Regions from separate parts of the Homo sapiens genome. Here region 1 is linked to region 2. A link is an interaction called in ENCODE POLR2A ChIA-PET data of the cell type or tissue named here. Cell type or tissue: GM12878. All regions are shown on one strand. Links, peaks and the distances in the headings refer to the core of each region. The heading gives the core; the rest is flanking DNA.

Region 1 (5,377 bases), core at 209-5,208, 58 kb before region 2:
CTCAGGGATCTAGAACTAGAAATACCATTTGACCCAGCCATCCCATTACTGGGTATATACCCAAAGGATTATAAATCATGCTGCTACAAAGACACATGCACACGTATGTTTATAGCGGCACTATTCATAATAGCAAAGACTTGGAACCAACCTAAATGTCCAATAACGATAGACTGGATTAAGAAAATGTGGCACATATACACCATGGAATACTATGCAGCCATAAAAAATGATGAGCTCATGTCCTTTGTAGGGACATGGATGAAACTGGAAACCATCATTCTCAGCAAACTATCACAAGGACAAAAAACCAAACACCACATGTTCTCACTCATAGGTGGGAATTGAACAATGAGAACACATGGACACAGGAAGGGGAACATCACACACCAGGGACTGTTGTGGGGTGGGGGGAGGGGGGAGGGATAGCATTAGGAGATATACCTAATGCTAAATGACGAGTTAATGTGTGCAGCACACCAACATGGCACATGTATACATATGTAACAAACCTGCACGTTGTGCACATGTACCCTAGAACTTAAAGTATAATAATAATAAAATTTTTAAAAAAAGCATCATCTCAAAGAAGCTTCTCTAGGAGAAACAGGCTCTGTGCCATCCACATGGATTTGTGCTGCTCCACTGTGCCAGATACCAGGTGACCCCTAAGACACTGCAGGGCCAACAGCCCTGGTGAAAAGGCAGCCACATTGTTAGTAGCCACTGGTGGGGCTACTCACCGTCCCTGGGAATCAAGAGACCCACTCACATAACAGTTTTCACAGTTCCATCCCCTAGAAACTAGAGAAGCATGCCTTGGCCACCCATGCCATATGGCCCAGCACAAGATGTTGAACGAGGCTGATCAAATCCTCTCTCAAGTGAAGATGATGCCAGAAACACTGAAAGAATGCAGCTGAAGTGAAGAGGGGACTATAAGATTAAGCTGGTGTCAAGGAAAACAAACAACATCAATAAAATGAAATAAATAAAATGTAGGTTAAGGCAGGAGGGAGATGGACAAGGAAGAAGCTAAGTAGAGACAGCGGATGGGGAAGGAGGAGCAGAGGCCCCGAGAGGAAGGGCAGGATGGGGCTGCTGCAGTTTACACCCCTGCCAGGCATGCCATGCAAATCCACCCTCTTTACTTCACATAATCTTTGTGGGTTTCCTGATGTCAAACCAAACAGACTTGGTACCCTAAAAATGCATCCAACTTTCAAAACACAACTCCCTCTCTGGACCAGGGCTATTGGCACCACCTGCTTGGTTCTTGGCACCCACTGGACCTTCTAGGATTAGCTCTGGTTTCCTATCCATGACCTTGACTCTTTAACTATACACTGAACCTGCTACAAGTTGATAATGGCTTTCTCTCCACCCTAACACATACACACCCCTACCCAAACCCCATTTTTCTTTTTTATAGTATCAAGTCACAGTGGGCAGGAAAGGTGGTAAGTTACTAAGGATCTAGAAGGTTTCAAGAAATTGAAGTTTCAAAAGGAGAGAATTCTCAGGAGGAGCCGATCAAGGACCAAAGTCCACATTAATATCACAATTAAGTTCATCTACAGAGATCTGCTCTGTGCAGGTCTCTGATTGAGGCATTTAATATCAGCTCCCCAGAAAAGCCCTGAATGCAACATCTTAACAGCCTAAGCCATGACTGTGATATGGAAAGGGGGAAGGGAAGTGCTGGGTAGAGGAGGGCATGGTCCCTGGTTAGGGCTCCACCCCCACGGACCGAGGTGAGGACTGGCATTTTTGTTTGTCTGCCCAAATGCTGCATTTTCCAAGACGACCCTGGCCTGCCACACCCCCATCCTGTGCCTATAAAAACCCCAGAGACCCTAGCCAGAAGACACACAAGCAGCTGGACGTCGAGAGGAACGTATCTGCGGAAGAAGACACAAGCAGCTGGAGATAGGAGAAAACACATTGGTGGAGGAACACACAAGCGGCTGCGCGTTGAGGGCATGTTGGGAGCACACCAACAGGCACCCACATGCCAGCAGGCCACTGACCTGCTGAACGACATGGAGTTTGGCCAGGGCAGTCGGAGGAGAGCCCAGGCCGCTGAGCGGCCTGACTCCAGGGGAACACCATCTCCCTTCTGGCTCCCTCATCTGCTGAGAGCTACTTCCACTCAGTGAAACCCTGCACTCATTCTCCAAGCCCATGTGTGATCTGATTCTTCCAGTACACCAAGGCAAGAAACCTGGGATACAGAAAGCCCTCTGTCCTGGAGATAAGGCAGGAGGCTAATTGAGCTAACACAAGCCACCTACGGACGGCTAAACTAAAGAGCACCCTGTAACACACGCCCACTGGGGCTTCAGCTGTAAACATTCACCCCTAGATACTGCCGTGGGGTTGGAGCCCCACAGCCTGCCTATCTGTATGCTCCCCTAGAGCTTTGAGCAGCAGGGCACTGAAGAAGTGAGCCACACCACCATCGCACATCCTGCGAGGGGTGCAAGGGAACTTTTCCCGTTTCAACTGCGCTGAGCTTTAGATGTGTCTGGCCACGTCCAGAGGGTCAGTAAGGCAGCTGCAGCTTAGAGCAGAAGTGCTGATTGGAATTCAGAATATCTAAAGTCTAGTCCCAGGGTTACCTGTGTTTTCCTCTCTCTGGGTCTTCCAGAAGTTTATTTGTACCAAGGATCAATGAGTCGGCCAGGAAAATATTCATCCTGAGAAAAGGGTCACTGCGTGTAAACTTGGTCCAAGGACAATAGATCATAGTGAGGAGAGGGGGATTCCAAATGCAGGGGGATGTGTTGCTTTGGAGTTCCCCCAAGCTCCGTGCTCTGGGAATTGATGTCATAGCCCTAGAGAAGAGAAGTTTAACAAAATAAACAAAGAGCCCACAGCCAAAAGTCCCCACAAGACATTGCCACACACCCAAGGCAGCACAAGTAGGTGAAATTGACTAGGAGAGCAGAGGCTCCCACATATAAGACATGGGGAGTGGCAGGAGACCCTCAAAGTTGGGGCTAAATAGACCATAGTGTGGGTCTTGCTGGCAGAGAGGACAGGGTGAAGGAAATGTCAGAGCCCTCCAGGTAGCCTAGAGTCAAGAGCATTTAGAAACACGTAAGACACTCCTGGGGACTCTCTGAACCCACTGGGAAGAATTTGAGGGTCCCTAAAGAGTAACAGTGGGGGAGGAAGGACTGAAAATCAGGCTTAAAACCTGATCCAAGACAATAAAGCAACTGCAGATCTATCACATCAATCAGGTAAAATCCAGTGAACAAATACCAAGCAACTGTGAAAAATATTGTTCAAGATAATAGAAATATGGCCTCCAGAATGTTACATAGATTACTAGGCCCTGATATTTTCCTCAAGCTTTAAAACCAATTGCTGTTCTCATTGGTAATGGCTGATAGCCTGTGCTGTTCTGCAGGGAACTCTGCAAAGGAGAGGAATCCCCCAAGAAAACTCACAAAGAATGTCTCTCCTTTAATAAAAACCCACCAAGTGCAGGGACGAGTTTCCAAGAAGCATCACTGGTTGAAGGCTGACCTCAGAGAGGTCCAGTTCCATCGTGTCTGAACGTGATGCTTCTTTGCTGAGGCCAAACCTGGCTGTCCTGCACACCAAGGAGGCCGCATGCCGGGGCTAATTCCACCATGAACCAGCACGTGGATAAACCCACATTCCTCAGCTCAGGACCTGTCACTTCCAGAAAATGCTCTTATTTCTCAAACATCATAATCATATACATATTCATAATTATCCATCATTCATGTCATTAGGTATCATGAACAACACAAGGTGCTGGGTTGAGAAAAGTAAGAAAATGCAGTCTCGGCCTTAGCAGGTAACAATGTCATCTATTTGGAGAAGCAAAAAGGAGGAAGATGAGAAGAAGGAGGAGAGAAGGCAAGTCTAAGGAATTGTTGCTTTAATAAACATAAAGAACTATGTGGTGACTAACACATCAGTGTTTAGGATATAAATAGGTGTCTCTAAATTGTTTGAAATCAGAAAATGATACTTATTTACATTTCTAATACAGATAAGTAACTGCTTTTTTGTAGGTAACACAAAGAAAAATTTCAAACCCAGCTGTTTGCAGAATGAAAAGGTCTGACTTAAGAGGGCACTAATTTTTGCCACTTACCAAATTAATTTCCTGTGCATTTTCAACAATTAAGGGCAAATCAGAGGACCCAGAATTTGAGAGGGAACATTCTAATGACAGGGTGGGCTGTGAAGGCCGCCAGAGATCACAAGCTGTTCCCTCCCACCCTTGGTTTATTAACCCCATGCTGCTGAAAGAGTTCAGGTCTGGAAGAGGTCAAGGACAAAATGTTTACTCTGAGGTCCTCTGACTCACAAGGTGTTAGGATGTATAGCCAACATTGTTTTTATAATCAGGAATACTAGCCATTAAGGCAGTGCACTTCATTCATTCAAGCACATATGATTCTCCAGTAAAAAGGTCTGATTAGTGACAAAATTCAGGACTTTGACATACTTACTTCAATGTCTGATGAACATCATTTCAACATGTTGACTATTCAAAGCTGTATTAGTTCGTTCTCACAGTGTTAATAAACACATACTCGAGACTGGGTAATTTATAAGGGAAAGAGGCTGAATGGATTCACAGTTCAGCATGGCTAAGGAAACGGTGGAAGGCAAAGGAGAAGCAAAGGCACATCTTACGTGGCTCAGGGAAAAGAGAGCTTGTGCAGGGGAACTCCCATTTACAAAACCATCAGATCTCATGAGCGTTATTCACCACCACAAGAACAGTATGGGAGAAACCGCCCCACGATTCAATTATCTCCACCTGGCCCCACCCTTGACAGTGGGGATTACTACAGTTCAAGGTGAGATTTGGGTGGGGACACAGCCAAGCCATATCAAAACCCAATGTCCCTATCAACTCTTCTGTTTCCCTTACTAATTCTTTCCGGCCAGGTGACCCACTTCTCTTCTCTTACCTGTGTGATTCCAGATGGACTGTGCCCTAGAACTGGACTGTTTGAGGCTTTAACACACAATAAATTCTTGACATATGTTTGTTAAAACTCATGTTTAAATACATATAAGGGGAATATACAATACAGGGATGACCAGTATAACAAGCCAGTATAATAAGTTTGAGACCTTAACACACAATAACTTCTTGACACACAAGTCAAGGACCAGGGCTGTTGGCCCCACCCTCTTGGACCCAGTAGGAAGAGTCTAAAGAGTTTCCTGGCTGCACACAACATGTCCTTAGTTATGCAGGCCTTCTCAATCGTGGTGGCCTGAGGCTGCTGCCCGGCGAGCATGCATGAGTTCCCCCAGTGCCCAGGACACTTACCTGGTTCCAGACCCCTGACTGTCCAGGCCCCCAAAATCTTTC
Region 2 (5,377 bases), core at 255-5,254:
CAGAGAGTGTTTATATTTATTTGGCAGGAGTTTTTGACTAGAAGGATCCACAAGGGAATGCTCTTGAGTGTTAGAAGCATTCGTTATCTTGATCTGAGTGCTGGTGACATGGGTGTGTACATGTGTAAAGATTAATTGAGCTGTTCACTACAGAGCTGAGCACTTTATTGTATGTAGCTTATACCTCAATATAAAAATTTCTAACTAATCTAAGCACAACTAAGCAAAATAAAGATGTACCTATGGGAATATGAATATTTCTTATATGACATCTCAGATATTTTCAGCTACTGATGGCTGCAGTAAATGAGAATGCTGGACCTCCTCTATCATAAATAGTTCATTCATTCAATCCACATTTCCTGAGCATCTCTCAGCTGCCAGGACCATGCTAGCTCCCCAGGACACACGAATGAACATCACAACACAATCCGTACCCTCAAGGGCATCCCTGAAATGGGCAGTCAGCCATGTAACCCACTATCCTAGGGCAACTGGTGGCAGCTTCTCTAAATGTGACCACAGGGTCTTGCAGGATTTCACTGACTTCCACAGGAGAAACCTTAGACTCTAATTTTTAATTTAGTAACTGAAACATCATGCATGGTAATCCATTTCTTCTGAGGAGCAATATGGGTAATATATCTCCAATCATGGTGTTTAATTACAATTGACATTTCTAGGTCTTTCTTGGTGGTGATGGCAAACATCCTGGAAGGCTCCTTGTTTCTGACAACAGCAGAGGAGAAGAGGCTAATTTTAGAGAATGTGGCCTGGCTTCTACTCTCCAGAGGAACATCCAACAGATGACTCTTTGTTCTCTTAGCAGGAGAAGTGATGTGGGAATCAGGAAACAATGTCTGACTTCAGTTCCTCCCTACCACACTCATCGTGGGCCCCGGAATTCTGCCCTCCAGATGGTTCAAGAGTTAACCCCATGCACTATTAATGTATGAAACATGACAAACTGTGCTTTGTTCCTGGCATGAATTAACAATTTGTTTAACATATTTTGGAGCTTTTTTTTTTTCAAGGATCCAAGTTAATTGATGTTACAGCCAAAATAGCCTGATGTGCTTGTTCATTGTAGAGAAGCATTTTTACAATGCTGAGTAGCAAAAATGAGGACACGTAAGGTGCCCAGGGGCTGTTTTGCCTTGCCAAATAAGTCTGAAGACCAAAGAAGTTTGATAACTCCTTAGCTATAAGGAAATATTCAACTTTTGGAGAGAATAAGGAAGCAAGAGAAAAGAGACTTGGGAAGGCCAACAATTCCTCCTAAGGCCAAGCAAGCAATTATTCCTGACTTAATACTGACAAGACCAAAAAGCAGGCCCAGTGGAACTGTATTCAGGTTCTAGATATGACCAGTTGTCCCAGTTTGCCTGGGATAGTCCCAGTTTACACCTGTTATAAATATTAATAGTGTCCCTTTTATTCTCAAGGGTGTCCAAGTATGTCTCACTTAACTTATATGCTCACCTTATCAGTAAGGGGACAATAATTTATGCAATCACCTTATCAATACAGGAATAAATAGCCAGCGAACTGGAATTCACACAGCCTTTAGGAAAAGGGGATCAGATCCTCTTATGCCCTGTGGTTCGCGTTGGGCCTGCTCAGAGAAGTGCAGATCCCACAGCCAACAGAATCTGAGAGGTAATATGGTGCAAAAGAACTGAACCTAAAACTTGAAATTCTTATTCTACCAGCATGAAAGACCTCACAGAAAAGGAAAAGTAGAAAACCCCTAAAGAAGCAAAGACTTCTCAGGGAAGCTAAAAGGGCTGACCACAAAGGGGAGAGAAGGCTCTAACCCACAGTGCTTGTGTTAGTTCCCTAGGACTGCCATAAAAAACTTCCACAAACTGGGTGACTTCAAACAACAGAAATCTACTCTCTCACAATTCTGGAGGCCAGAAGCCCAAATCAAGGTGTCTGCAGAACTGACTCCTTCCAGAGGCTGTAGGGGAGAACCTATTCCATGCCTCTCTCCAGTTTCTGGTAATCCTCCAGTATCTTTGGTGCTCCAACATCCCAATCTCTGCCTACATATTCACGTGGCCCTCCCCTCTGTGTGTCTCTGTACTTCTGTGGCCTCTCTTCTTCTTATTGGGACACCTGTCTTCGGATTTAGGGCTCACCCCAAATCCAGGATGATCTCATCATGAAATCCTTAATTACATCTGCAAAGACTCTTTTACCAAATAAGAGCACCTTCACAGGTTCTAGGGGTTAGGACATGAACATAACTTTTTAGACATTCAGCCCACTATAAATGTGTACAAAACAGTTCCCAGGTGAGTCAAAGTTTACCAAATATTCTTTTTAAAAACTCAAAAGGTCTATCCGAGCTAAATTTGGAGTAAGAAGAAAAAGAGCTCGATCCCTTGCAGGAGAAAGGGGCTAAGAGAACCAAATGCCCAAGAGGTAGGGACACTATTTTATGGCCACTGTGTCCAAGAAGGAACAGCTGGACTGTTGGTCATGTCCACCTCTCACCTGCAAGGCTTTTCCTGGTATTCACTGCTGATGGCCTGGGAAGGTCAGCTATACACAGGGTCACACAGCTGAATATGTTAGAGCTGCATCTGTTGCAAATCCGCCTGATCCTACAGCCTCCACACTTTGCAACTTTTGGTCACCATAAATATCAGCTGCCCACTCCTCAACACACATACACACACACACACACACACACACACACACACACACTTTGAGAAGATACCAAAGAGGAGATGGTTAGTTTCGGTCTCAAAATTCCCCCAGGGTTTTTCTAGACCAAGGTCTCGCACGTGATTTTAACACCAAACACCAATCCAACTTAGCCTGTCCATCAAGTGCCCACGGATATAAACAAGACATAAAACAATAGAAAACTGAATTTAAAATTACTGTGTCATTATCTTCCAGGCATGTCATTCCCCTGATCAAAAAGCATCACTGATGGCCCATTGCTAAAGCAGTGTTTTCCCAGTGGTTTTCCACTTACTAAGCAGGAACAAGGTGCAGAGTATCGGATGAAGGAAGAGAGGGTCAGGTTTGAGGGTAACATTGCAGATTTCAATAGCACATCTCCACTTCTACCCATTTTATATGACAGCCTTCCACGTAAAACTGCATCTTAAGAAAGGGTTCTGAGGCTAAATGAATAAATGTGGGAAACCACGGATCTACAGCGTCAAGGCTTAGCTCAAATTACAAAGCTTTTCACAAACCAGTCCCAGCCCACCTCTCCTGCCCAATCTCCCATTCACCTCCTCCAGGCCCCATCCCCACCACCCTCTATCCCAGCATGCCAGGACAGTGCTTGACTCATGCTATTCCTCAGCTTAGAATGTTCTTCCCAATCCCCTCCCCAACCTGCAAACCAAATGTCCTCTCAGCATCCTTTCCTCCATAATGTCTTCTTCCTCCACCCCAATCCAAGACGTCCTCTCCTTTCTCCGAACTCCTACCAAACCAACTATTTGATCACTCATTTCACACAATCTGGTCATCGCTTGGTAACTGTCTTGCTCCCTTCCTGCTAACTAGCACAAAGCCTGTTAGGGAAGGGAGCTCTCAGCATTAAAGGCCAGTGGTGTCCCTTAGCAGTCACTCAACAAAGTCTACCAACTGACAAAAGACAAGGTTACTTGAGGGTCCAGGAGAAATTCCAAAGCTGGGCTTTAACAGGTTAAATACAACTTATATTCAGCTCATTCTTATTAATTTCCTGCACTTCCAGTACCAAAAGAAATTTTCTAGCAAACTGACTTCTTTTACCTGGAGGGTTGCAAATGCCAACTGCAATTAAAACTACAACTTCATTTTCCGGTAGGTTTCAAATGGCTTGTGGCACTGGACTTCACTTCTTTTCTTTTTCTTTTTCTTTTTTTTTTTTTTTTTCGAGATGGAGTCTCACTCTGTCACCCAGGCTGGAGTGCAGTGGCATGATCTTGGCTCACTGCAACCCCCACCTCCTGGGTTCAGGCAATTCTCCTCCTCAGCCTCCTAAGTAGCTGGGATTACAGGCGTGTGCCACCACACCCGGCTGATTTTTGTATTTTTAGTAGAGACAGGGTTTCATCATGTTGTCCAGGCTGGTCTCAAACTCCTGACCTCATGATCCACCCTCCTCGGCCTCCCAAAGTGCTGGGATTACAGGTGTGAGCCACCACATCCGGCGCCGGGCTTCACTTCTTAACAAGCAGGGAGAAATCTGAGTTGTTTCAGTTTGGGGAGTTTTTATGTTGTTACTGTTATTGTTGTTGCTGGCCAGATTTTATAACAGGCTTCTTCCTCCTGAGGTGATGTATGGCATATCTGTTTAAGCCAAAGCAAATTGAAATTAATTTTGCCTTGGGAATTTTTGTTAATGTCTTAACACTCCTTAAGCTAATTGGAGACACTTGAGAATGTCAACTAAGAAAACTGAGGTTGAGATAGGAGAGAGATTGTCTGCTAATTCAAACACAGACATTCTCTTGAAGCATTTTTTTTATTCCTTGGACAAGAAACAATTAATTAACACCCCAATAGGGGGCCTCAGATATTTCTTTTATCTTTAGTTAACTTCCAACAAACCAAAGTACAAAAAGGATAGAATAAAGGGGGATATTAGGTAGCCCAGGTAATTCTGGAAGCTTTCTTACAATTTTGTCTTTTGATTCTGTTTGGTGAGAAAATAAGTCTTGAAATTCTAGGGAGGAGGAAAGTGATGGGTAATGAGAAAGAAAACCGCCGTGTAATCTTTTTCTGAAAGGTTTTTATTTCACACAGTGTATGTTTTTTTAGAAAAAATAAAATATAATACTCATATCCCTACCTTGCTTATGTTGCAATTTCAAACATTTACAATGCATGCTTAGAATACCATATGTTAGGCATTGGAGTCAACAAATATTTATTATTATACATTCCTGACACTCTGCTAGGTGCTGGGGAAACAAAATAAATAAAATGTGACCAACTTTTTCACTTTCAGGAATGTGGACAAGTAGATACTCTGAAGGGATCTCGAAAATAAGACAACCAGGAGTCCCGCCCTCAGAGAGCTTACAGTCGAGGCAACCATGCTTGCCAATAGTAAAAGGAGGCAGAAGGAGACACAAGAAAAATCATCACTTCTTAATGTTTGATATTCATTACCAGATAGACTAACCTGTGTCCATTGAGGCAGAAGTTCACATTTATTTGAAACTTTTTTTTCTATTTTTTTTTTAGTCAGAGTCTCACTCTGTCACCCAGGCTGGAGTGCAGTGGCATGATCTTGGCTCACTGCAACCTCTGCCTCCCAGATTCCAGCTGTTCTCCTGCCTCAGCCTCCCGAGTAGCTGGGATTGCAGGCCCACACCACCACGCCTGACTAATTTTTGTATTTTTAGTAGAGACA

Evidence for each region. Peaks named below come from ENCODE experiments on the same cell type or tissue, not always from the same donor. Only the 100,000 strongest peaks of a DNase experiment are listed, where the experiment ranks them.
Region 1: POLR2A ChIA-PET joins it to region 2 with 5 read pairs; 1 of 35 experiments calls an interaction of 5 or more read pairs at or near these places.

Annotation. Positions count from the first base shown.
Region 1 is chr7:141,182,130-141,187,506 of GRCh38, reverse strand. The region is part of intron 1 of TMEM178B (transmembrane protein 178B); the gene reads right to left. Among named protein-coding and RNA genes, the nearest start is that of TMEM178B, 110 kb to the right of the region's middle. In GM12878, for the core only: no CTCF peak of the experiment used is centred there; a DNase peak (open chromatin) is centred at 2,775.
Region 2 is chr7:141,124,195-141,129,571 of GRCh38, reverse strand. All of the region lies in intron 1 of TMEM178B (transmembrane protein 178B), which reads right to left. Among named protein-coding and RNA genes, the nearest start is that of TMEM178B, 53 kb to the right of the region's middle. In GM12878, for the core only: no CTCF peak of the experiment used is centred there; a DNase peak (open chromatin) is centred at 2,766.